Linked DNA regions of Mus musculus: region 2 is linked to region 1. A link is a loop called in an ENCODE intact Hi-C map of the cell type or tissue named here. Cell type or tissue: left cerebral cortex. All regions are shown on one strand. Links, peaks and the distances in the headings refer to the core of each region. The heading gives the core; the rest is flanking DNA. Region 1 overlaps Kif3a (kinesin family member 3A). Region 2 overlaps Shroom1 (shroom family member 1).

Evidence for each region. Hi-C counts contacts between places; a loop is a spot of excess contacts. Peaks named below come from ENCODE experiments on the same cell type or tissue, not always from the same donor. Only the 100,000 strongest peaks of a DNase experiment are listed, where the experiment ranks them.
Region 2: a loop joins it to region 1, with 6 times the contacts of the local background. A loop is called at or near these places in 11 of 42 quality-filtered maps.

Annotation. Positions count from the first base shown.
Region 1 is chr11:53,578,558-53,589,630 of GRCm38, reverse strand. It overlaps Kif3a (kinesin family member 3A), which reads right to left. Exons shown (of 18, transcript NM_008443.4): 3 at 10,643-10,787; 4 at 10,447-10,531; 5 at 9,798-9,903; 6 at 6,265-6,404; 7 at 5,619-5,816; 8 at 5,186-5,360; 9 at 2,701-2,796. Among named protein-coding and RNA genes, the nearest start is that of Kif3a, 17 kb to the right of the region's middle. In left cerebral cortex, for the core only: CTCF peaks have their summits at 3,484 (motif pointing left) and 4,613 (motif pointing left); a DNase peak (open chromatin) is centred at 4,617.
Region 2 is chr11:53,465,374-53,476,446 of GRCm38, reverse strand. It overlaps Shroom1 (shroom family member 1), which reads right to left. Exons shown (of 8, transcript NM_027917.3): 5 at 10,403-10,951; 6 at 10,191-10,323; 7 at 9,797-10,069; 8 at 8,681-9,684. The coding sequence ends at 9,352. Among named protein-coding and RNA genes, the nearest start is that of Sowaha, 9.3 kb to the left of the region's middle. In left cerebral cortex, for the core only: CTCF peaks have their summits at 6,358 (motif pointing left) and 7,746 (motif pointing left); DNase peaks (open chromatin) are centred at 6,009, 6,316 and 6,608; H3K4me3 peaks cover 413 bases; H3K27ac peaks cover 2,493 bases.

The DNA.
Region 1 (11,073 bases), core at 3,254-5,753:
TGTCTGAACAATGCCGTGCATTTTATAAGTTATCCGGGGAGGTCAGCTCTTCTGGTAACTTGCTTCTACAGTGTCACAGACACAGTGTCTTGAGATTCTTGAACTATTCCCTAGTACAGCTGAAAGCAACGGTCTCTGCCATTAGTCTGGAGCAGGTAAGGATACAGATAATGCTTTAAGAGACAGCAAGCTGCGAGCGAGCTGGGGAAGCAAGCATGGCTTCCATTTTCTTCTGAAAGTAGAAATAGACAAAGGTACATAGCGCTTTTCAACTTAATGGTTTATAATAAAATCTCAGTCTGAAGTAAGTCTGGACCGAGTTTATGAACTCTGTGACTGAGTTTTCTAATCACATCTCAGAGTCTTAAAAAGGACCTGGTACCGTAGCAGGGAAGCATGTGGTTGGCATGAAGCACCACTCAGGCTTCTCTCTCCGCCTCGGGCTTCACACATCGCTTTATCTGGAGCACGTATGGCTTGTTACAGTGTGTGCTGCTGCACCAACAAACTTTAATTTGTGCTTGTAGAGATTCAAGATTTGTTGTTTGTGTCTCTTACACCGACCAGAATTTAAAATGTATGAGGCATAAGAAAGAACCCTGTGAATTATTCTTTCACACAGCTTACTGGCTCTCTTACATTATCTCAGTGGCAAAAGCATGAATCTCTCTCCCACTGTCTCAAACATAGGCTCTGGCCTATGTTTCACAGTTCACTGACGCCATGGCAGGGTGGGGATCACATGCTTGTTCTACAGGGAGCCCAACATGGACCAGTCATGACAGGGAGTGGGGCAGCATCTCCCAAATGAAGCCCATGAGTGATGGAGAAGCCAGAGCTCTGTTAGAGAAGGTGAGGGCCGCCACTCACGAGGCAAGAACTCATCCAGGGGCTTCTCTATGACAGAACATGTGGAGTCTGAGCTACTGCTGCTGCTACTGCCTGGAAGACAAAGAAACGAGCCCACGGCAACCAGAGAGAGGAACAAGATTGAACAAGTACACAGAGAAAACCTGAGTTCTGCAGGAGGACTCAGGGGACACTGAAGCTTTGCATTCAAGCGCGACTCACTCCAGCTTGAAACTAGGTAGTCCCGCCACTGAACTCTCGCCACAAAGCCATGCATTTCTTTAAAGATCTGCAGCAGTGGCAAACCCCACTACTCATCTAAAACATAATTATTCAGAGGGTTGAAATGACAGGAAAGTCACTCGGTGACAGGCAAATCTATCTAAGCTGCTAAGGAGGAGAAACTGCTTTAAACCACAAAGTCACACAATTCACACTATAAAAATAAGCTGTTCTTCATCACAGACAACATTGTCTCCAATTCCCCTCCTCCCCTCGAGACAGCAGCTTTACTTCCTTATGTTTAAAGCTCTGGAGTATAACTGACGAGGATCACCGGAAAATGTGAAGCTTCTCAGGACGTGGTACTTTAAGATAGCTTTTTTGTTTGTTTGTTTGTTTGTTTTTCAAGACAGGGTTTCTCTGTATAGCACTGGCTGTCCTGGAACTCACTCTGTAGACCAGGCTGGCCTCGAACTCAGAAATCTGCCTGCCTCTGCCTCCCAAGTGCTGGGACTAAAGGTGTGCGCCACCACGCCCGGCAAGATAGCTTTTTTAAAAAAAAAATATTTTATCTATCTATCTATTTATTTAATGTGCACTGGTATTTGAGGATGTCAGATCCTCTGGACCTGGAGTTTCAGACAGTTGGGAGCTGCCATGTGGGTTGCTAAGAGTAGTCAGTGCTCTTAACCGCTGAGCCATCTCACCAGCCCCTACTTTAAAATATCCTAACATATTAAACAGTGGCACTGTTTTTCTACATAAAATTTACTTTTAATAAGTCTATTATCTGCTTTCAGGTCAGAAAACTAACTAGCTCTGAAAGTCAGGGACAGCTGACAGTTTTTGCAAAAGGCCCAACAGCCAGGCCACATGCTTTAGTGTGAAAGAGCCAGAGACCACAAGTAAACAAATGAGCATGGCTGCTTTCAAACACTTTATTTACAAAAGCAGGTTCCACAAGGATCTGCCCAGCACGCTGCAGTCTGCCAACTCCTGCCCTACAACGGTGCTTTTCCCCTGAAGGTTCTGATTGTACAGAATCTTCAGTTTCGACTTAGGCTTCCCCATCAAGCAGTAAGGGGTCTGTTTTCAACAAGAAACGATTTGGTTAACTATGAATGTGCACAGCCTGCAGTAGCTGAGGAGAGGTCTGAGTGTGAAATGAGGCAGGGACATCCTTTTCTATGTGCTGTCTGCAGCCTCCTCAGCACCACAGGCTTACAGGGTAAGAATGACCCACGGTTCACAAAGAAAGGAACTCGAGGAAAACCTGTAGTCCTCATTCAAATTTAGCTCTGGGCACATGGCTTTTAACAACTAACATCCCTTGAAAAGAAATCCCACATTGTCCTAATCTCAAAAGCAAATAGGTAACTAACAAAGATGTAAAACTGCCCAATGCTGTGTCTACTACCGCAGAGTTTTACAACTTAAAATTTTACAAGCGATGATATGGCATCCTAGGTGGCAAGATAAACAACAAGTTTACAAGGTTAACTGCATGTAGCATGCACTCCCTGTTGGAACCACTACCTTAATTAAAAACAGCAAATAAAAAGTGGCCACTGCATCATCAGGGGGCAGCTCTAGCCAGTTCCAACTGGTTAGAGCATGAGCAAAACTTACCCCTTCTCTTTTTCTTTTTTTCTCCATCTTCTCCAAGTTCACCCTCCTCGTCATCCTCCTCTGACCCACTGATGTCAGAGCCTGACACTTCTTCCCCTTGGAGAGAAATTTAACAATGACTTTTAGTCTGTTACCATGCCATTATTGGCTATTTAGAAAACACCTTTATCTGTTCTCTTCATTAAGTTTTTGTTGCACCAAATGCAAACTGAAAATCCATTTAAATGTTCTGGATAGTGTATCCGATGTTTAAAAGGGCAGGTGGAGACTGCAGGATTCCTGGAGTTTGCTAACAAGCTAGCAATTCACTTGGTGAAGTCCAGGCCAGTGAGAGATCCCGTCTTCCCCTGGTCCCAAAAGGAACACCACCTGCACTGTCCTCTTGTCTCTAAGCCTGTGCACATGTACAGATCACATGCAACCACACACACTATGTACATGGACATTTTATTTTGAGACAGGATCTCACTATGTCCTGTCTGGCCTGGGACTCACAGCACTCTGCCTGCATCTGTCTCCTGAGTGCTGGGATTAAAGGTGTGTACCTTCATGCCTACCTAAAAATTTTATTTTTACAGAATAAAAATCTGATCCATTGTGAGCATAGCTTTAAGCACATACAAGGATCATGAACTAGCATTTGCTTTTTACAATTGTGATCTGAAGAGCTAGAGAGATGGCCCAGTGGGTAAGAGCACTGGCTGCTCTTCCAGAGGTCCTGAGTTTAATTCCCAGCAACCACATGGTGGCTCACAACCATCTGTAATGAGATCTGATGCCCTCTTCTGGTGTGTCTGAAGACAGCAACAGCGTACTCACATACATATAAAATAAGTAAATAGACTTAAAAAAACACACTTTTTTAAAAATTTAAAAAATGAAATTGTGATCATTTTGGGGAGCATTTTCTCCTGTTTTCTGCTGAAGATTTCTACCTTTGTTTTGAATTTTATGTACATGGGTGCTTACATGGCTGTAAGCCACTGTGTAGGGACTAAAAATAGAAAGCAGGTCCTGTAGGAGAGCGGCCGCTGAGCCTTCTCTCCAGCCCTGACATTTATGTTTTTAAAGAGTCGCAAGTCTTTGGGAGCTACTGAGTGAGACTCTATATCAAAAAGATCAAGAGAACGAACAGTCATAAGCTGCCATTTCACACAGGGCCTCACTGGAGGAAAACAGGCAAAGTCTGAGTAGCGCGCAGGTTGGTGAGTGGTTCTGACTCAGCATTTTCTGGGCTCAATAACAAGACTCTGATGTGAGTGATGCCACACATGGGCAGATGGAAACCATCTGTACTATATGAACTTTGACATGCCTCAAATAATTTTAAAATACATTTATAAAATTATTATTTTAATGCTTTTGCCTACATTTTATTGTTTATGATCATTCTATTAACTAGATCATAAAAACAAGAGCACGGGGTCAGAAGGACACAATAAAGTGAAGCCTGTCACAAACAACATGACTGTCGGTCGCATGACTGCCTCTGGGCACATACATGCACGGCACCATCTGCACAGACTTGACTCTGTGTGTATCCAATGTGCAGTCACACCATTCACACGAACCAAGAGATGCAGCAACTCACACCGGAAAAGAGGACTAGAGACACAAAACCGTGTGGAGGCGGGATGAATCCTAGTGATCTAAGCTAGAGAGAAATTCTAACAAGGCCCCGCACAGACGAGCCCTGAGCCCTTACACTGTGAACAAGCCCAACACAGAAGCACAAACAATGCACAATTTTTTTCCTTTTGTGGGGTGCCTAGCAGAGTCAAATGTCAACTTTTATCATGTACATTTTATCTATAAAGATATGAAAAATAAGTGAATCATCAAAATAAAGGCATGTGCTCAGCACTAACTGGGGCGTGAAGTATCTCAGAAACAAACTGGCTATAAATGCCACCTAGTGGCCATTTACAGGTGGCCAGTTCCATTATCTGCAAGGCAGTTCTCTCTGCTTTTTCTCAGCATCTGGCTTTTCCCCAGACACATTCGCAGCAGGTTGGCCTCTCTGCATTTCCCCAAGACTCTAAAGGCTTGGTCTACAGGCCCTTCACACAGGGAGCTAATACCAGCCACAGCTCTTGTGGATGGTGTGGGAGTGTCCGGAAGTGACCAGGAAGCTCCTTACCACCATCACTTGAGACATCATCCTGGAAAACATTTTCTTAGAAAATACATATTCCTCGGAAATATTACTTTTAAATATCAATGTTAGGGGCCAACAAATGGCTCAGCAGGCAGTATATTTGCCATGCAAGCCTGACATCAACTTGAGACCTAGAATCAGAGTGCCAAGAGAGAACCGGCTCCCACAGGTATCCTCTGACCCAAATGCACTGTGGCCTGTGGGTGCTTGCACTCACACATGTCCAACACACAGAGCGATACCTTAAATATCAATGTCAGAGGCTACTGCTTGACAGGAAGCAAGTGCTGTGGTCCCCAGCTGACAGTGATCTCTGTGAGAAGTTACCTTCCTCAAGCTTTTTCTTCAGCTCTTCGATTTCTTTCTGAAACTGGCGGAGCAGAGCATCCTTTGGGTCCTCATTGATTCTCGCTTTGTTTTTAATGTTCTTGGCGCGGTTGGCATACCGCAAGGTGCTGATAGTTTCATCATAATTATAATCTGCTGGCCCAATATTTGCACACTGTTGAATTAGAAATGTAAATCAGTCTACAGTTCTAACACCGCCGTTACCAAACACACTTGAAGCACACATGCGAATAGGCCTTCTTGAAAATGGCGTCAGTCATAAAGGTGTGGAAATGATACAAGCGTGACACATTACTTACACAGTGTATTACACAGGAAGAGGGACTGGTCTGTGAGGTGCGACTCACGCCAGTGACGGGCATTAGTTAGGATCTTTGTCTGCCTCTGTGAACTAGCCGCCCTGCCATCTTACCATCATGGTTTTTGAGTTCCCTCCTAAGGAGTCCTGCAGGAGACGGGTCAGTTTGGAGTTCCGATACGGCACGTGAGTGCTTTTTCCATCCACCAAGGCAGAAATAACGTTGCCCAGGGTAGACAATGAAAGGTTGATTTTGGTAGCTTCCTTGAGGCGCTGTCCTGTGGCTCCAGTTTTTGCTTGTCTTTCTGACCCCTAACAATAAACAGATTAAAAAAAAAGGCGGGGGGCTAATTTTTTAAAATTATCTCTGTATAGCCCTGGCTGTCCTGGAACTCACTTTGAAGGCCAGGCTGGCCTGGAACTCAGAAATCCACCTGCCTCTGCCTCCCAAGTTCCTGGATTAAAGGCGTGTGTGCCACCACCGCCCAGCTCTGTTTTTTTTTAAGTAATTTAAAATATCTCATATGACATCTGAAATTCACTTCAAAATAAAGAGGGAAGAAGTGAGTAAGAATAGACAAAAAAAGCCTGGCGAGGGATTGACAGATGTTGATGGTGTGTGACATAATGATACTTTTAGATATCCCATAATAATAAGCACTTTGAAATTTCATGTAACTATACATGTAACCTCTGAGTTAATTTTTATTAACAGGCCATTGGACCCCAGAGAAGAACTTAAGTAGCATCTGGTACTTACAGCCAGATCCACAAGGTGGAGCTTGCCCATCCTGACGTGCATGTTCCCGTCCACGCCTTTCTCACTGCACTCTATAGTAATTGTAAAGATGGCGTGGGATCGGGAGCTGTGCTCGTTCATATTAGTCGCACCGACAGAACCTTTAACAAAGAAAAGAAACAATGTTAACGCAATGCCCTTATGTCACTTTGTTTGTTTAGACAGGGTGTGCTATAGCCCAGGCAACCCTTAAACTTTGGTCTCCTACCTCTACCTCTTGACTACCACCAGGCCTATCTTATGCAGTACAGGGAATTGAGCAAGGGCTTTATGTTAAGTAAGCACGGTACCACCTGAGCTATCCTCAGCCCAGAGAGCAGCTTAACTCATTAAATATCCAGAACATTTAAAATGCGTGGTTTCATCACAGTCAAAGCCACTGATTATATCTATTAACCACAGGTTATTTTGGCCATTGTATACTTCTTTTATAATTCACACTATAACCAAAGTATCTATAAAGTACTAACATTATAACATAATCACAGCATAAAATTCTGTACTTCACTCCAAAATACTATAATTTAAAGATTGTAACTATCTATGAAACTGAACATAGTAGTGTCTACTTAAGAGCCTAAAGCAGGAGGGCATGTCAACTCAGGTGACCCAGGCCGCCTCAGCAACACAGCAAGACCTTCTCTATTGGGGAAAAAAAGATTACATCACAAAAAAACAAAAAAACCACGCTCTGCCAGTGCCAGACAAATACAGAAGTGGATGCTCACAGCCAGCTAGAGGAAAGTACCAAGGAGCTGAAGGGGTCTGCAGCCCCCTAGGAGGAGCAACAATATGACCTAACCAGTACCCCAGAGCTCCCTGGGACTAAATCACCAATCAAAGAAAACACATGGTGGGACTCATGGCTCCAGCTGCATATGTAGCAGAGGATGGCCTACTCGGTCAGCAATGGGAGAAGAGGCCCTTGCTCCTGTGAAGGTTCTATGCCCCAGTGTAGGGGAATGCCTGGGCCAGGAATCGGGAGTGGGTGGACTGGGGAGCAGGGAAGGGGATAGAGGATTTTTGGAGGGGAAACTAGGAAAGGGGATAACATTTGAAATGTAAATAAAGAAAATATCTAATAAAAGAAAAAAAGGTATTTAGATAAAAAAAAAAAAAAAAACCCTAACAACAACAACAACAACACCCTGCTGATGACTCAACCCTCCTTAGAGAATTATGTTTGGGACTCCAAACTACAGAGTGACTTGCACACACGCATCAGGTGTTGCAGGGAGAATCAGCGCAATACCGTTTGAAAGGGTGAGTAGCAGGAAGACCTGGTACAAGGCTGTCACTCTACTCTGGGAGAGCTAAGTTACTAAGCAGCCACTGAAGATATGAGGCAAATCCACAGCCATTAACATCAAAAGAGGCCAACACCACAGGAACTTTTCACGACACTAAGATCTGGGCCTGATGGCACATGCCTTGAATCCCAGCGCTCAGGAGGCAGAAGCCAGTGCATCTCTGTGAACCTGCTTCACCTACTATCAAGTTCCAGGCCAGCCAGAGCTATGTGTGAGACTGTGTCTAAAAACAAAAACAAACATCTTAACACATGCTAAAACAGGACAGAGGTTCATTTTTTGTAATCCTAGTATATAGGAGACTGAGGCAGGAGGATTACAAGTTTGAGGCCATCCTGGGCAAGATAGCTCTGACTGGCCTAAAACTCCTATGTGGACAAGACTGGCTTCAAACTCAGAGGTCCACCTGCCTCTACCTCCTAAATACTTATATTAAAGGTATAAGCCATTATACCTGGTAAAATGTTTCTTCTCTAGAAGAAAAATCTAAAACAATTACTAGAAAGTGAAAATGTTATTTAATTTTGCTTTTCTTTTCAACAGAAGTGAAACAGTATAGATTCCAACTAATTCAGACAGAGAGCCTAGGTTCACTCACTCGTCCTACCACTTGGCAATTCTATGACCTTAGAGATGGCATTTAAACTATGTCTCACTCTCCCAAATCACCATGGACTCCAGGGTAGACTAAGCAATAAGCAATCATTCCCATAAAGCACACAGCAAAAGCACCTCCTACTCGATAAGTGTTCAGTCAAAGTGCTACCAAACTTAACTTGCCCAGTAGTGGTGATGGTGGTGTATGCCTTTAATCCCAGCATTCACAGGCAGAGGCAGGTGGATTTCTGAGTTTGAGGCCAGCTTGGTCTACACAGTGAGTTCTAGGGCAGCCAGGGCTACACAGAGATACCTGTCTTGAAAACAAAACAAAAAAAAAATTAACTAGCAAAACTACTTCAAAGACTGGCACTATTAGAGACTGGAGTGCTTGGTGGTACGCGTGTTTAATACCAGCACTTGGGAGGTAAAGGCAGGAGGATCTGTGAGTTCGAGGCCAACCAAACAGCCAAGGGTATACAGAGAAAGCCTGTCACAAACAAACAAACAAACAAACAAACAAGCAAAGAGGCTGGAGAGATGCCTCTGCAGTTACAGAGTGTTGACTTTTCTTCCAGCAGACTTGGGTTTGGTTCCCAGAACCCACATAACTCATCACAATTGTCTGTAACTCCAATTCCAGGAGATCTGATGCCCTCTTCTGTCCTTTGTGGGCACTGCATACATGTGGTGCACTTACATACATGCAGGCAAAACATTCATACACATAAAGGACGGGCTGGCGAGATGGCTCAGCCGGTTAAGAGCACTAACTGCTCTTCTGAAGGTCCTGAGTTCAAATCTCAGCAACCACATGGTGGCTCACAACCACCCAAAATGAGGTCTGATGCCCTCTTCTGGTGTGTCAGAAGACAGTTACAGTGTACCATGTATAATAATAAATAAATCTTTGGGCCGGAGCAAACAGGGACTGAGCAAGCGAATTGACTGGAGTGAGCAGGGTTGACTGGAGCAAGCAGGGCTGATCATCGGAGTTGACCGGAATGAGCAGAAGTCCTAAAATTTCAATTCCCAACAACAACATGAAAGTTTACAACCATCTGTACAGCTACGGTGTACTAACATACATAAAAATAAATAAATAAATCTTTTTAAAAATACACATAAAATAAAAATATTTTTTAAAAGACTGTCACAAAAAGAAACTTAATCAGTATGAAAAACAATCTGCACTACTACTGTTCGTTCAGATATATTTCCTAGATAATAATAAAATGAGTGGTCTTAAAACAAAAACATTCGACAGGCAGTGGTGGCACACGCCTTTAATCTCAGCACTGAGGAAGCAGAGGTAGGTGGATCTAGGTGAGTTCAAGGCCAGCCTGGTCTACAGAGCAAGTTCCAAGATAAACAAGGCTACACAGAGAAACACTGTCTCCCAAAAACAAAACAAAACCAATAACTAATAATAATAAAATAAAAGACTAAACTTCAACCTCTATAGGGCAAAAGCCATCTTATCTGCTTCTGGACCAGCATTCAGACAGGCGTCCCATCACGGTAACACAGCACACTCTCGACCAGCCCTCAGACAGGCGTCCCATCACGGTAACACAGCACACTCACGGTTTTTGTGGCCTAGAGTCATGATTCTATCCATGTCGTCAGCGTTGTTGACTACATATGCTGATAAGTCTTTGATATATACTCCCACATCAGGCCTTTCTTTAACCTAAAATACAAAAGTCATGCCTAAGACTTTTATAACGGTAAGCGTTCCAGATACTCAGAGTATCCACTGTCACCCAGGGGTATATGGTGGGGTACAGTTATGAACCGCACCTCCACTCACAGAGGTGACAAAGCCTAAGAACATACAAGGGAAGCCCACACACAAAATTATTTGTAATGGGACCACAAAGAAAATACAGGACAGTCCAAGGAAAGAATTCATGGTTCTCTCCTTCCACCCTGTGGTCTCAGGGATCAAACTCAGGTGCTCAGGCTCAGCGGCAAGGCTCAGCGGCAAGGCTCAGCGGCAAGCCCCTTTACCTGCTGAGCACTTGGGAATGGATTCAGGGACAAGCTGGTGAAAGGAACAGGGCATCTATCACAGTTCTAACCCGACTCAGCAGCCACGCTTTGGTGACTTATGCTCAAACGGGACTGCACTGACATATGCAGTGGGTTTTAAAAGCACCTTTTATAGAAAAAGAACCTTAATTTGGCAGGCATTCTATTCCGATTTTTATTTTAACTCTAATTCCATCCTTACCTCTAACCTCTGGGTCTGATCTTTACCCAAAAGGTCTCGAACTTCTTCATTATATATCTCCAAGTATGACACTCGAACCAAAAACCTGTAAGGACAATGGTGGAACACTCAATGTCTGAAAAGTGGTTATAATTTCCATGCCTCTAAGTCTTTCCAGTCGGAACCTCTCACTATTAGGAAACGGAAGCACTCTTACCTTGTGTCGCCCTCTGCTTTTGCGATGTGACCAAATATGTGAGCAAATGAGTTGGGGATGACCCCTCTGAGCCCCGGTACTGCTCGAACGCCTTCCATGGTGAAAGTCTTGCCTGTCCCAGTCTGTCCATATGCAAAGATGGTCCCTGAAAATGGTGCAGACCATCGGTTACTTCTGCAGTCTGATTAGGCTTCTGACACTGTTATGTATCATATTCCCTGAATTAAAACTGCATTCTACACCTGGGCACAATGGCACAGATCTATAATCCCAGCAGTAGACAGGAAGAGGTGGGAGGTCACTGCAAGTTTGAGGGTATCCTGGGCTATATGGAACATTCTAGGGCAGCCTGGGCTACATAGTAAGACTCTATCTTTAAAAAAATTAAACAAAAACATATTCTAGTATATGTTTGGCCTTTAGTACCAACA
Region 2 (11,073 bases), core at 5,357-7,856, 120 kb after region 1:
TCTCGGGACTCACATCTGTCAGTTCACAGACTCCTTTAGCTCTGGACTCAATACCTCTATGTAGACATACACCCATATACACACAAAAAAACCAAATCATTAAAATAATGATAACAATAACATCTCGTTCTGTGTGAGCTGGAGGGAGTGTGGGTCCGCAGGTACCATGGAGCATATGCAGAGGTCAGGAGACAATTTCAGGAGTCGGTTCTCTCCTTCACTGTGAGATCCAGCATTGAATATAGGTTGTCAAGCACACTAGGCAAGCGCTGTTCCTGCTGGACCATCATGCTGCCCTCTTCCTTCCTCCCCACCCCTCCCCAGGGCTAAATAAAGAGTGAATCCAGGGTGTCTCCCATATTGGACAAAATCACCCACTAGCTACATCCTGCTCCTGTTTTATCTATGGAATGTCCTCTTTATATTCCCACCGCCCCACTCAAGCATTCTATATTCAAAGAGTTCGGATTTCTTTGCAAAGGAAAGGAATCAACCACACAGGCATTATAGCCGTGAACTACGGATAAATGCAAGCCCCAATCCCACTCTTTCTGCTTCCTCTGCCGGGAATTCTAGCTAGCCTGCATAAATTATTTTAAAATGCAAATTAAATCATCTGCCTCTGCAGAAAAAATGTGGAGAGGCAATAATCACAGCAATTTGGTGTAGCTCAAGCTCCAGGAGGCAGAATGAAACATTAAGAGGTTTTCTGTGGTGAAGGAAAAGCCAGACTGAGAAGGGGTGACAAAGGTCCCAGGGGCAGACATGACCTCGCTTGAGAGACAAAGAGCAGCGAAGAGAACCAGCGATCACAGAGAGCTTACCTCCCAGGAGAGCTACGTCAGCTGCCAGGGAAATCTTCATGTTTCCCCAGGATCCTGAAAACCTCCAAGTGACATGAATCGTTTGCTAAGAGTGAAGAATCAATAACCCCACAGCTTGGGTGTTAGGAACCATTGCTGTTCCCTCGCAGGTCGAGACTGTTCTGGAACTGTGAGGGAAGTCAGTGAGAATGACAGTGTGTGAGAAGAATCGTATGTTTATTTTCTTAAAAGAAAATCACTAGTTAGAGAGAGAGAGAGAGAGAGAGAGAGAGAGAGAGAGAGAGAGAGGTGAGTTGGTAAAGTGCTTGCTTCATAAACTCATGATCCTAAAAATCCATATATTTAAAAAAAAATTCCAGGTGGCCAGGTGTATGGCACACGCCTTTAATTCCAGCACTTGGGAGACAGAAACAGGTGGATTGCTGTGAGTTCAAAGCTAGCCTGGTCTACACAGTGAGTTCCAAGACAGCCAGGGCTACATAGAGAGACCGTGTCTCTAAAAACCAACCAAACGAACAAACAAGAAAACCTGGAGTGGGGCTGGAGAAGTGGGTCGGGGGTTAAGGGCACTGGTCACTCTTCCAGAGGACTGGCTTTGGTTCTCAGAATGATGGAACATGACAGCTCCCAACCTCTGAAACTTCAGTTCAGGAGGTCAGGCATCCTTTCTGAGTTTCGGGGGCACCAGGCACTCAAATGGTATGCAGGCAAAACACTCATGCACACAAATAAATTGATGATGATTGTGGTGGTGGTGATGGTGATGATGATGATGATGATATAAATCCGAGGTATGGTGGCACATTCCTGTAATCTCACTGCTGGGAAGGCAGAGACAGAGGGTACCCTGGACCCAGCCAGCCTAGCCTACTTAGTGAGATCCAGGCTACTGAGCAATCCTGCCAAAACCAAAACAGAACAGAACAAAAATCCACAGAAGGCACAAATTAAAAATGCAAGGGGACAGCATCTGAGGAAAGGCACCTGCGGTTGCCTTCTGGAGACCACGCATGTGGGCATGCGCGTGCACCCACACACACATTTGCACCTGCACACAAGTAAACATGCACACACACACACTCACCATGAAATGCACCCAGGCACATGTAAACAAATAAATAAATGTAATCGAAAAGTTAACTGTTGAGACGGTTAAGGTGCTAAAGGTTGTCCCAGGAGAGTGGGCTTTTCATGGAAGACAATTGTTGCTGCAGGTATGTGTGAGTGTTTTACAGTGCCTTTGATGGAGGCGGGGTTTACTCCAGAACAAGCCTCGATTGCCTAATTGAAGATTCAGGACACGGGTAATGAATCTGCAAGCTGTGTTTGTTAAGTATGTTCCAGGCACAGTTTCAATGTGCTGAAGTTATTAACAAGCCTTGTGTGTGCCACAGACTATCCGTATCTGGATGCTCTCCTCACCCACCCCATGTGTGCATGTGTTTGTGTGCGCGCTTGTGCAGACGCACATAGTGGAGGGTGCACGTGGATGGGTGCAAATGCATGTTGAAGCTTCAGGTTGACGGCTGAGATAATTCCCAACCGCTCTTCCACCTTCTGCAGTGAGGCAGGGTCTCTCAGTCAACCTAGGATTCGTGGATATAGCTAAGTCTCCCTAGCCAGCTTGCTCTAAGGATCTCCGGTCTCTGTCTTCGGAGGCTAGAATCACAGGTGGGCCACCATGCCCATCTGGCATCAATATTGGTTTTTGGGACTGAACTCTGGTCATCACGCTTGCTCACCAAGCTTCTAAGTCCTGAACCATGTCGCTGGCCCATTAATGTCTCGATTTTAAGTCAGGAAGTTAAAAGGCTGCAATAGTCAGAAGAAACGTGTCCAGGTTCACATCTAGTAAGTGGCAGAGAGGCATAGCATCATCCCTAAACCCATTCATTGACTGTGAGGGTTAGTGTTGGCGACCTGAATCTGGTAGCATCTAGAGAGATGGGCTTCTGAAAATTACCTTGATTATATGACTTGATCTTGGGTGGGACCACACCCTGGGCAGGGAATCCTGGACTGTGTAAAACAGAGAGAGGAAGCTGAGTAGAGACAAGCTCACATTCATCTCTCTCTGCTTCCTGTCTGGACACGGTGTGACCAGCTGCTCCAACCACCAGCGGCCTTGCATTCTCTGCCCAGATGGACTGCACCCTGGAACTGCCATTCTGATTAAAGCCTCACTCCCTTACTTTGTTTTTAATCACAGGACCAGACACGAAAACAGTGACTCTGGGCTATTCTCCACACTCCATCTCTGTCCTCTGTGGGATGAAAGACTGGCAGTTCCCATCCTGCAGACTGCGGGAGAAGGAGCGACACCAAGTGAATAGTTAGGACTCTCGGAGATCTGCAACCTATGGGCAGGGGTTGGGGGTGCTGAGTTGTTTCCAGGATTTGCTTTACATCATTCTTTTAAAAAAACAAAACAAAACAAACAAACAAACAAACAAAAACAAACCAAACCAAACCCAAAAAAAAAAAACCCACATTTGTGTTTGCAAACAAACATACTTCATTCTATTAGGAAAAATGTAAAGGGGAGTTAACCCACTTTTGTATGGTAGCAATTAAAATAGGATCAACAGGGCTGGAGCAGTGGCTCAGCAGGTAAGAGCACTGACTGCTTCTCCAGATGATCTAGGTTCTATTCCCAGCACTGACATGGCAGCTTCCGGTCCCATTCCATCTGTGACTCCAGTTCCAGGGGATCCGACACCCTCTACTGGATTCTGCAGGCACATACATGCAGGCAAAACACCCATATACATAAAATAATATTTTTTGTTCCTTTTGAGACAGGGTCTCATTGTCAAATTCTGTCAATTAGACAAAAGCCAGCATTTCTCAGGAACTACCAAAGGAGTCCGCCTCCTTATCACTGGTAGAAAGGTCAAGTGGCTATCTGTAGTGCCCATTGTCATACTAACATATATGATGGCCTCCACGCTCCCTCAGTATTACAAGAACCTGTTACAGAGTCAGTGCTAGCATCCTGGACCTTCTCACCCTGCCTCTTACCCTAAACTTCTCCAGCTCATGGGCTTCCCTCCCCTAGTTTCTCACTCTTGTTCTAACCTTGCTACTTCAGCTATGTCCTCCCCTGGTCTTCTCTCTCTCTCTCTCTCTCTCTCTCTCTCTCTCTCTCTCTCTCTCTTTCTCTCTCTCTCTCCTCCTTCCATACATATATTTAAATAGTATTTAAATAGACATGTACATATATACATATTTAAATCTAAGGCAGACATAATAGTGCCTGCCTTTAATCCCAGCACTCAGAAAGTAGAGGCAGGAGTATTTCTTGTGAGTTCCAGGTTAGCCTGGTCTACATTGATAAGTTCTAGGCGAGCCAGGGCTAAATAGTAAGACCCTTTCTCAAAAAAAATAAATTAAAATCATCAGGTGGGTATAGGGGTACATTCCTGTGACCCCATAAGGTGAGACAGAAGACTAGGGACTCAATGTCATCCTGAATATTGATATACAGAGTTCAAGGCTAGCCTGGGGTACTTGAGGTCTTGTCTCAAAATAATAGCCATCCTCTTTAGAACCAACAATATCACTCTTTCAATATTTTATTAATTTTTTTATGTTATGTGCATGTGTATGGGCATGTGTGTGTGTGTGTGTGTGTGTGAGAGAGAGAGAGAGAGAGAGAGAGAGAAAGAGAGAGAGGGAGGGAGAGAGAGAGAGAGAGAGAGAGAGAGAGAGAGAGATGGCACATGTGTGGAGGCCAGAGAATGACTTCCAGGAGTTAGCTCTTTCCTTCTGCTGTACAGGTCCCAGAGATAAAACCGGGTTGTTGTCAGGATTGGCATCTGGTATCTTCAATCACTGAGCTATGTCTCTTTGTTCCTTCCCTTTTGGGGGGTGGGGGTGGGGTGGGGTGGTGGTTCAAGACAGGGTTTGTTTATGTAGCCCTGGCTGTTCTGGAACTCACTCTGTAGACCACACTGGCCCTGAACTCACACATATCCTCCTGATTCTGCCTCCCAAGTGAATACCGTCTTTCTTAGCTCACATCCCTCTACTATCCTTACCTTCTCCATCTAAACTGCCACCAAGTGAGCTGAAAGCACCTGCCAATCTTTGTAAAGATGCTCTCAGGGGCTGGAGAGGTGGCTCAGTGGTTAAGATCCCTGCTTGCTCTGGCAGAGGACCTGGGTTCTGTTCCCAGTATCTACGTGGCCCTTCACAACTATCTGTAACTCCAGAGTCAGGGGTTCCTGCTCCAGAGTCAGGGGTTCCTGCTCCAGAGTCAGGGGCTCCTGCTGCAGAGTCAGGGGTTCCCACTCCAGAGTCAGGGGTTCCCGCTCCAGAGTCAGGGGTTCCCACTCCAGAGTCAGGGGCTCCTGCTGCAGAGTCAGGGGTTCCCGCTCCAAAGTCAGGGACTCCTGTTCCTCCTTCTTTTGATCTCCAAAGGCACCATCAAGCACGCATGTGGCACACAGACACGCATGCAAGAAAATAGTGAACATAAATTAATCTAAAAGAGGAGGAGGAGGAGGAGGAGGAGGAGGAGTTGAAAGAGGATCCAAGGTGGAGGGGAAGTGGAAGAGGGGGATACAGGAAAAGAAGAGAAAGCATAGAGGGGGAGGGGGAAGAGAAAGAAGAAATCTTTATCCATTCCTCTCCCCCCCCCCGGGAGGGGGTGGGGAACCAAATTCTCTTGGTGGAAAAGCTGAGTGATTTAAATACCAAAGATAACAGACAGTAGCCCCCTAAGCGTGGTGGCTGAGTTGTGACAGTAACACCAGGAATCTTGAGAGGATTTCTTCACAGAAAGTGTAGTCCTTCTTTATCCCACCATTCACCTCTTCTGGGTACAGAGCATTTGCCCTAACCTTCCCTGGGAGCCTCTGCCATCTGAATGGCCAGTGCCTCCATCAGTATCTGTGAGGACCCAGAGTTTCCGCTAGTTACTGACTGAGGAACGTTTTGTAACGAGCAGAATGTTCTCGACAGCTTGGGGTGCCGAAGAACATAGCTTCCCCATTCCATTTCCAATTTACAGTATTAAAGTAAAAAGTACACCAATTAAATTCTTAGGAGGAGGTGGAAGAGCGGGGGCGGGATGAGCGGGAGGGAGGCCGCGGTGATGCCTGTTGCCCAGCAACAGCAGCCAAAGCCAAACATCCAGCAAGGCCCAGAGCGCCGCCTCCAGCAGCCGAGGGAGAGAGCGACACCGAATCACTGCTCAAACTGCGGAGGCAGCGGACAGATACGTTCTTGAACGGATGCTCTGGGCCCACATCCCCAGCTTCTCTCCTCGGCACATCTCATTTAGTCAACAATTTTCCAACGCAGGCCTGTTGGCAGTGAAAGGCAAGCTAGCCTTTTCCTTCTTAGCTAGCCAGAATTTCTTTCTGACAGAAGCAAAAGGCTCAGTTCCAGCCTTCAAGCCCAACAGGGACATTGCCCATCAGAGCCAGGCCAAGTCCTGGTATCTAGACTGGAGCTTGTGCGAGCTCCCTAGGCTGCCGGTGGCCACGGTGTGGGTGGAAGCTTCCATGATAAGGGAACAGTGCCATCTGCTGGCGGTGTATCGCAGGGCCAACGAACGCATCAGGTTCCAAGTACCCCCCAAAAGTCTTGAAGTCTGCGATGCTCTGCTGTGAATTCTTGAGTGCCCTCAAAAGAAACCACCGATTGGACAGGATAAAAACTGAGGCAAGAACGAGACAAGATCAGGCTGGACCCAAGGACCAGCTCTGGAACTGTGACTCAAAAACTGTCAGGGTTGAGCACGGAAATCTCGTTATTTCCCCTTCGAAAAATCTGGCGCAGAACCAAGGTTTGTTCTAGCCTAAAGATGGCAGTCGTCCCTATACCCACCCATAAGCCAGAAATGCTTTGAAATACACACTTTCCATTGGCTGAGTGGACAGTGTTAGGTGTGTTTCTAAGAATATCATAACAGAAGCATGATGTTTCAAATGGGAATTGCGTAGGGCAACAGGCAGAGATCAGCAGCTTCCACGCAGAAGGCTCCTCCAAGAGACCTTAGTGCCCGGACCCTGCCCACAGGGTTCAAGGCGACACAAGGAAAGCATAACGTTAGACCTGCAATGGCCTCAGCAGGAGCCCCATATGCGTTTTATAAAATATCACAATGAGAACATTGTTCTGTGCTCAATAGCCCGACTGTTGCAACTGATGCCTTTAGTATGAATAGGGCCATTTACAGTTCTCAGCCATTTGCACTTAGTGACAATACACATCAGAAAACAAGCCCAGAAGCAGAGATTTTTTTCGCTCTGAGGCCCATTGGCTTTAAATACACATACACGCGCCCTTTAATGTGCCCAACTTCCAAAAATACCCTGAGCCTTTGAGAGAAAATATTCTTATCCCTGCTGTTTGCAACTGATATACTGACTCGGGTCTCATGTTAATTTGCAAAGCTGGTTGTCTGTACATAGGGCTGAACAAATGGAGCCGGTTTTGTCCTGTGTTTTGGACCATCACATACCACCCCAGGATCAGTCTTCTCTAAATACAGTACAAGCCCTAGCTGCCTTTCTGGGACTTCAGGCCTCATCTTCATCTGTAACTCATGGTTCTCAAGAAAAACCTTCCACACAGCCTGGCAAATGCTATGATGACAGACTCTAACTTCAGCAGACTTTCTTTCTTTCTTTCTTTCTTTCTTTCTTTCTTTCTTTCTTTCTTTCTTTCTATATTTATTTTGGAGGCATAGTTAGTTGGTAAGGGTCAGACAAAACCATGTGTTTGTGTATGGGTGTGTGACTGCCACAGCATTTGTGTTGGGTCAAAAGACAATTTCTGGGGCTTGAGAGATGGCTCAGCGGTTAAGAGCATGGACTGCTCTTTCAAAGGTTCTGTGTTCAATTCCCAGCAACCACATGGTGGCTCACAACCATCTGTAATCTGTAATGGGATCTGATGCCCTCTTCTGGTGTGTCTGAGGACAGCAGCAGTGTACTCATACATAAAAGAATAAATAAATTACAAAAAAAGAAAAAGAAAGAAAGACAACTTCTGGGAGTTGGTTCTTCTGTGGAATCTGGGGTTTGAACTCAGGTTATCAGACTTCTATAGCAAATGCTTTTGTGTGGTGATCCAGTTACCAGGGCAGTTAGCAATTGCTGGGGTGGGGGTGGGGGTCAGTGGAATGCCCCTCAGCCCCTCCTGCTTTCAAACCTGGTTCTCCAGTCTCTTCAGACATTGCTGAGCCAGACTGACACTTTACCAAGTCTCTCTTCCATTTTGGTCAGCCTGGACTGTTGCTGGAGTTTGTCAATCTCACACACACACACACACACACACACACACACAGAGAGAGAGAGAGAGAGAGAGAGAGAGAGAGAGAGAGAGAGAGTGTTAGTTTCCCTTGTCGGCTGCAGGCAATGCATGCTCCTCTTAGAGAGTTTATTAGAATATAAAATGCAATGCTTGTTTATACCTTAAGCTTCTTCTCTCTTGACCCTCCTGCCTCCCACCAACTCTGACAGAGGGACTCGCCATCACACGGGAGTGTGCAGGGTTTATAATCCTTCCTCATGCTTTTTTTTTTTTTTTTTTTTTTGGTTTTGTTCTTTGGTTTTTTTGTTTTTGTTGTTGTTGTTTTTGTTTGTTTGTTTGTTTTTGTTTTGTTTTATGAGACAGGGTTTTTCTGTGTAGCCCTGGCTGTCCTGGAACTCACTCTGTAGACCAGGCTGGCCTTGAACTCAGAGATCTGCCTGCCTCTGCCTCCCAAGTGCTGGGATTAAAGGCGTGCACCACTACGCCCGGCTTGTGCTTTGTTTTTGTGGTCGCTCTATGAGGGCTTGAACCCAGACTCTCACACATGGCAAGCAAGCACTCTACAGCTCTATCTGTAGCCCTCTCTTTAAGTTACTTTTATATTTATTTGTTTATTTAGGGGTGTTGTGCCTGCATGTATGTCTGTGCATTACCTGTGTGCAAACCAGAGAGTGTCAGATTCCCTGGAACTGGAGTTACAGACGGGTGTGGGCCATATACCATAGATGCGTGAAATAAAACCCAGGTCCTCTGGCAGAACAGCACGTGATCTTAACTGCTGGTCCATCTCTTCACACACACACACACCCCCAACCCTGTATCCCCAACTCCCACCCCTGCAGACTTCTTTTTTCTGTCTTTTGTGGAGGCAGACCTCCCCCAACCCTGTATACCTAACCCGAAACCCTGCAGCCCTCTTTTTACGTCTTATTTTGAGGGAGAGTCTCCTAAGTTGTCCAGGCTGGCTTTGAGTTCCCTTTGTAGCCCGGATAGACCTTACACTTGAAATCTTCAGCTTCCCATATAGCGGGGAGTACAGCTACACCACCAGGCCAGGCTTTGAATACTGCAGTTTTTACGACCCACAAATTCCCAAAGAATTACAAACTTGAATAAGGTCACAGGAGAACACCGTGGGAAGATGTGTCCTAGGAAGGCCTGGTCTGACTCCTCCCTACTCCCTCAAGGGAAAGCTCTCTATAAAGCATCGCCCCAGTTGTGGGTGAGCCTGGGACAATGTTCCCACCTCCGCTACATGTAACTAGATAAGGGTAGCAAGAAAAGGTTGTTTGTTTAGAGGACGGATTGCTGGGGCCCAGGTCAGTCTGGGAGAAAGGGGATGATGGCTGAGGTCGCTCCAGATAGTGTCCAGTTGGTCCTTAAGGAACCGGATTCGATCGTCCAGGCTGCGCTGCTGTGACAGGATCCTGGCCTTGGAGGCCAGCAGCACACAATAGGAGCGCAGATGCTCTGCGGGCAGCTCCCGCTCCAACACCTGACGCAGGGTTTGCTCCCGCCGAGCCACGTGCTCCTTCAGCTCCTTAGCTTCTTCTTGCTGTCGCTGCAGAAGTTGGAGTCGCTGCAGCAGAGAGGCCTGGAACCACCGGGAGAGGGCGCAGTGAACACCGTTGCTTCCCGGATGATCCGGGCGGTAGAAGGAAGGCCCCTCCAAACCCTGCTCTTCCCCCAACCTCAACCTATTTTACCCTCTCATCAGGGTCGCTGTTTGAGCCCGCCCTAGCCAAGGCGAGGTTTACACGGACCAGGCGACTGCCTAGCAGCAGCAGCAGACCAAGCACACGCTCTAGATCAGTCATGAACCGGCGGAACCGTTCCAGCTCCCGGGGTGTACAGGCCTGGCTCACAGCAGCCTCTAGAGCTCCGTTGCGTTGGGTCCAGTCTGCGGCGGTCCCCCGCAGTCGCTCCTGCTCAGCGTGAAGATCCTGCAGCATCTTTTGGAGGAGGCGGGCTAGTTCCACCTACCGGGAGGGCCTAAGTATTCAAAAACTGGGCCAAGTCTGGATTTCTCCAACCAGACACTAAGCCGCGGCCCCACCCAGCTTCCATCCCCCTACCCACCCCACCCCTTCCCCCACTCACTTTCTTGGCCTGGGTGCTGTTTCCTTCTGGGAATTCCTGGCCACTTGATTGGTCAGGGTCGGGGGTAGAGTTTTCAGACCTTGATGCCTCTTGGGAAGTCTGCAGGTCCTGCGTGAGGTGGTGTCCACAAGACCTGAGGACAAAGCCAAAGTTCTCTGAATCTTTCTGCCTTAGACTGCAGATACTCAGAATCAGGAGTCCTTAATGCTCACCCTTCCTCCGATGCGCCAGCAGCCTTCTCTCCCATCTCCTCAAGGGCTGGCCTCATCGCACTTCGGATCTCTTCGACAGGAAAAAGCCCATCCAGCAGGCCCTGCGGTGGCTCTGGACCGGGCTGGGCGGCAAGAGTACGGCTCAAAGAGGGATCCAGTCTGGCCAGCTCTTGAACCAGCGCCTCAAAATGCCGACTAGGCCAAGTAGTCTTGGAATCAAACTGGCCCCAAGTCAGGGAAGTGTGGTGAGGGGACCCTGGAGTCTCAGAGTCTGAAGGTCTCAAGACATCGACTGGGGGAGGCTTGAGGGGTTTTTTCTCTGTAGCTGCAGAGGGGTCAGTGGTCCCATTAGTGTCAAAGGTTGGGATGTCGTCATTTGTAGTCTCTGGAATGCTTGTGGGTCTGGAGAGATCCACAGAGCCGTTCACCGCTTGCCCACAGTCCTCTGTACCCGTGATCCCTGGAGTCTCATGGAGGGGTCTCTCTGCTGAAACTGCAATCTGACCAGCTTTTTTGCTTAAGTCGTTTTCATACTGCCGGTAGGAGGTGCTGGAAGTAGACGGGATACTGAATCAGAAAAGGCTCTGGTGCAGACAAGAGCTCAAGGTCTGGCTGCTTGCCGCCATCCCCCAACACCTGGGCATTACCTGAGAGAGTTCCCAGCCCTTTGG